Regions from separate parts of the Homo sapiens genome. Here region 2 is linked to region 1. Evidence: chromatin loops called from intact Hi-C (ENCODE). Cell type or tissue: dorsolateral prefrontal cortex. All regions are shown on one strand.

The links. Hi-C counts contacts between places; a loop is a spot of excess contacts. Peaks named below come from ENCODE experiments on the same cell type or tissue, not always from the same donor. Only the 100,000 strongest peaks of a DNase experiment are listed, where the experiment ranks them.
Region 2: it touches region 1 in a loop (2.2-fold over the local background); 2 of 110 quality-filtered maps call a loop at or near these places.

What each region holds. Positions count from the first base shown.
Region 1 is chr2:120,595,250-120,597,749 of GRCh38, reverse strand. No RefSeq gene overlaps it. Among named protein-coding and RNA genes, the nearest start is that of LINC01101, 130 kb to the right of the region's middle. RefSeq lists enhancers at 1-238, 2,430-2,500. In dorsolateral prefrontal cortex, no CTCF peak of the experiment used is centred here; DNase peaks (open chromatin) are centred at 554, 1,063 and 1,339; H3K4me3 peaks cover 922 bases; H3K27ac peaks cover 1,812 bases.
Region 2 is chr2:121,079,081-121,081,580 of GRCh38, reverse strand. No RefSeq gene overlaps it. Among named protein-coding and RNA genes, the nearest start is that of TFCP2L1, 200 kb to the left of the region's middle. In dorsolateral prefrontal cortex, CTCF peaks have their summits at 1,013 and 1,215 (motif pointing right); a DNase peak (open chromatin) is centred at 1,220; H3K27me3 peaks cover 1,138 bases.

The sequences.
Region 1 (2,500 bases):
CGCATTTGTCCCTAACACGGGAGCCCCCACACAGCCCTGCTTGGTGCTTCCATGGTATGAACCCCCGCTACCAACACGGTGCTGATCCCAGAGACATCCAGACACCCGACAGTCACCGCTGACCTTTGAGGTTTCCTGCCACTGGATGCAACTGGTATTTTTTCTTCTTATTTGGGCTGGGTCTAGGGTATGATTTAGCACACGCTATGGAAGATGTGACTGAGTATATGTGTGGGATACTGAGGTCTGCCCTGGGAGCCCCAGGCCTGTGGGGACACAGCAGCATCTCTGGAGCGGAGGAAGAGAGAGGCTGACACAAGGCTCTCCCCCTGGGGCGGAAGAGCTGCCCCAGAAGCTGAGAAACCTCCACAAAACAAAAACAGTTTGATTCCATCCAGCAACTGGTGACTTATTAGCTGCATTGTTTTCAACATCACCCCTGGCCTGAGCTCAAATGTGGCTTTATTTTGCAAGCGGCTTTGTGTGTGGAGACACATCCGGGGTTGATAATGTTGCAGACTGGGATATTTTGGTTCTTTATTGAAAGGGAAGATCTTACTGCCACCGGGCCCCGCCTCACCCTCCAGATTGGAAACTATGTGACCCTTACGATGGGGTCCCAGCTGGACACCTCGAGCCAGATTTCCAAGCTGAAAGGAACACTGGGCCTCCGGGGCCAAACACATGCTCTGCACAGCTGGTCCCGGTGTTTTGTCCTGTCCGTTAAAAACAAAGCTTACACTGAGCAAAGACTTGCTTTCAAATCAAATATTTGTTGGCACACACATGTGTCCTGTTGGTTAGGAAACATATTTTTTTTGCTTTAAAATTAGATTTCCCTGGAAAGAACAATGGCAAAATCAAAAGAGACAAGTGTTTGGTGGGGCAGAGAGAACAAAATCTTTTGCCCAAAAAGTCTTACGGTTTGGTGAGCGCCAAGCTGTTGGCGGTGCCTGCTTCCTTGGCTGGTGTCACAGGATGGGGTTTGCATTTGTCGAGAACAGCAAAGCTGCCACCTGGGTCCCACGGTGGGGCCCTGGTGCAAGGCATACTGGAAGCTGCGTCGGAGGCAGTGTCTCAGCTCTGGCCAGCCTCTGTTCCTCCCGCCTGGCTGTGGCGCTGCCTGAGGGTGCCCCGAGGGCTGGGAATCGCTGGAATGATCCTGGATGTGAGGGTTCTTAGACTGCTCCCCCCACACAGCCGAGGACTCTGCCACACTGCTGCCCTGAGGAGGGCCAGCACCTCCACGCAACCCCGCTGCTCTGGCCATAGCTGGGGAGGCCAGCCTCAAAGATTTGACCCAGGGTAGTTGTCAGTAGCCTGGCTCGAGTGTGGCACAGCGCCCAGGGTCTGTCCAGCCAAACAGATGCTGTCTCTTGGGGCTTTGGGCAGCAAAATACACAGAGAAGGATCCAGAGAGCAGAGAGACTCACAGAGAGCTGGCAGTGAGCAGTGGCCGGGGAGCAGCAGGAGCCACGGAGGGCCACACCATCCTGGAAGGGCAGAGGGTGGACCATGTGGAGGGCCAGGGAATGGGAAGGGCAAGGGCCTGAGACAGGCAGTGGAGGCCAGGCACAGGCGACAGCCAGGACTGTGGCCGGGCCTCTGAGCTGCTGCCAGGTGACCAGAGATGCTGTTCCATGGAGAATAGCTCCTGCAGTTGCTTTTTTGCATAGACTGAAATCTAAACTACCTGCTCATACATGCTTGAGGGGACATTTTCAGGACTTGGGCTCTAAGGAAGGGGAGAGATGAGAATAGTCAAAGTGTACTCACAGACAGCTCATTCCTTCTAGAGTTGTAGTCCCTTCCCCACCTCTTCCAGGAAGCCCTCCCTGACCACCTCCCTGCCTACAATCCTCGGCCCTCTCTTTCCATGGGGTGTCCACAGAACTTGTTCCCAAGAGTTCCCAGCCTCCTGCTGTGGCCTAACTCCTCAGCTTCATGTTTTACTCTAATCCCAGCCATGAGCTCCCTACAGGCAGGAATGGTTTCTGGGCATCCCTGGAGCACTGAGCGCAGGACTCAGGATGGCTGAGGCTCAGTGTGCACTCATAGGTGGGATGGAGAGTTGACCTGTACAGCTCATGGGTGGGGGCCTACCTGCAGACCTTGTTCCCTCAAACAGGGAACTCTAGCCCTAATGCCCTCACAGACAGGGACAGGAACTCTCTGTGGCCTCTGCTTTTCACAGAACAAAGAGGGGGAGCCCTGGGCCTCCACCAAACACCACGGCTGTGAGGAGAACAAGACAGGGGCTCCAGCCTCCAGCACACGGCTATGCATTCCTGGGCCAGCCGCCACCCTGCTCCCCAGCCAAGTCAGGTTGTTTTTGCCACCCCACACCCCCAGGGAGCACAGAAATCAAATTCTGATCTTCTTGAAATAAGCATCTGTCCAGTTGCATTGAGCTCAAAGGTTCAGTCCACCAGGAGCACCTGCTTGGTTCTGAGACCTGGCCAGCCCCATAGGGTGGGCATGCAGGGCCCTGCACACCAAA
Region 2 (2,500 bases), 480 kb before region 1:
TTTACGCAGCATTCTAGCCTCTCGTTCTCTGCCACACCCATTGCCCCACTCACCCCGCCCTCTCCACTCACTGGAGCTGCCCAGCATCCTCATCCCTCTTCTAAGCAACATGCCTTCCTCCCCATACCCAACATCTTTGCCTGGAATGAGTTTTCCTTGCCCAACTCTCTACCTATCCCTAAGGCCCAAGTAAGGGGAGAGGGAGAGGAAGTAGGGGGTAGGAGTGTTAGATTGTATTGATGACCTACGTTCTAGCCCCTCAAGAGGCACTTGACATCTGGTCCCTCAAGGACTCTACTCTGTGGGACATTCCTTGGCTAAACTTGTCTCCTAGACTAATTTCTCCCCCACACGCAGATCCACCAGTCAGGCTTCCCCCATTACCTCCAGGCACCCCTGGAGAAATTTGTCCCCACCCACCCACCACCAAGACTTGAGTCTTATTCACCAGTGATCAGTGACTCACTTTAAACCAGCGCTATCTGAGACGTAGGGCGCCAGCAATCGATGTCATTTTAAATTTTCTAGGAGCCATATTTTTAAAAGGAAAAAGAAACTGATTATTCAACAGAACATATCCAAAAATGATCATGTAGACGTGCGTTTAACATAAACACTTATTAATGTGGTCCTTTACTTGTATTTATACCGTCTTTGAAATGCAGTGCATATTTTACACTTTGAGCTTATCTCCATGTGAACTAGCCACTGTTGGCTGCACCTGGTCAGTGGCCACCGTCTGGAACAGTGCAGGTCTAGACTTTCTGTAATTCCCCTGGATACAGGGCACAGCGTTCACGTGGGAAGTCTCAGGTTCCTCCTCAGTGAAAGGGTGATGGCAGCGGTGCCTACATCATAGTGCTGTTTGGGGCAATATAAGTGTTCCATGAATGCTGGCTGTTGGTGGGCATGCGTGTCTGTATGCTCACACTGGGGTGTGCGTTAAGCATTGCCCTTGTCAGGTGAACTACTTTCAAATTGAATTTCCCTTGCTTACTCACTTAAGAAGAGAGTATTGCACATCTAGGACATGTCAGGTGCTATTCTACATGTTGGGTCACAGTGAACAAGATGGACACACTCTCTGCCAGGAGCGGGCGTAACACTGCAAGTTTGTAAGCCTAGAGATTCTGCTCAGCCCCCTCCCTGCACAGCTGCCCTCAGGGTTTCCAGAAATGCCCACCTAGGCCACCTCCTTTCTGGCTGTAATGTGGAGAAATGGACACTAGGTGGCGCTATTTGGCCACGTTCAGCTTTCAGCTCCTGGCTCTCTTCCGTCAGATCCCAGACCTTCAAACTTCCAGCTCCAGATTTCCCAAGACCACCAAGACTGAGACTCCAGACTCTCCCCAAACTCCTGTCTCCTAGACTCCTCATCTCCCAATTCTGCACCCCCACACCCTGTGACTTTCCATATGCTAGATTTCTAAGTCCTCAAACCATCCCAGAGTCCCAGACCCTTAAGACTGAATTCCAGAAAGCCCCAGACTCCATAACCTCCAAGCCTCCAAAACTCTCAGAACCAGATCCCCCAGGCCCCAACACCTCCAGCTTCCCAAACCCTAGTCCTTGGACCCCAAACCGTTTATCCCTCCTACCCTCCAGACCCTCAGACCCCTAGACTCTACAAACCCCTACAAACTGCCCTCAGTCTTCAGATCCTTCTAGACTCTTTACACTCCTAGGAACCATTACAGCCCCAAAGCCCCTCAATGTCCTAGACCCCTGGACTCTGCACACAGATACAGATCCTCAGGCATCAGGCCTTCCCAGACCCCTCAGATCCCCCAGATCCCCCCACCCCAAGATCCGGGACTCAAGACTCTCTCTACTTCCCAAAAGAGTAGAGCTTAGTGCGGGGACAGTGGGCGCTGATCACCCTCTGAAATGGAAAACAGGGCCCCTGCCTCCACTTGGCAAGGTCCCAAACACTGAAGCTCATGAATGCCACAGCTGTGAGGGACCCCTATCTTGCACGGATGAACAAATCCAGGCCCAGAGAGGGCAAAACTCTTGCTCAAAGCCCCCAGCATGTGAGTAGCTGAAATCCAGACCTGTGATTCCTGGGCTCACAGTAAATGCTCAACAAACGCTGGCCATAATCAGTGCATTGCTATTACCCACGCACTAAAGCACCTGTGGCCTAGCATCGGCCCAGCCTGATCTCTCGGAGGCCCGATGTGGGACCATTCTATCTTCCGGGGACTGAACGATCAGAACACCACCCAATTTAGCAACATCTGCAAATTTAATTAACAATCTGTTTATCTTCCTGGCTGAGCGATTAATAAAGGTGTCAGGCAGAACAAGGCCCTACACAGCTCCCTGCAGTGCACTGAAAATGCCCCTCCTTCTGCTCAAGGGGCCTGGCCATTTATCAGAGTTATGGGGAGGGATGGGCTTGCAGGAACCAGAATGCAAAGGCGGGGGGGACAAAACAGGGAGTTTCTCAGAGTCACCACCCAGGCATCTTGCCCTTGTTCAGCCACGCAGCCAGTGA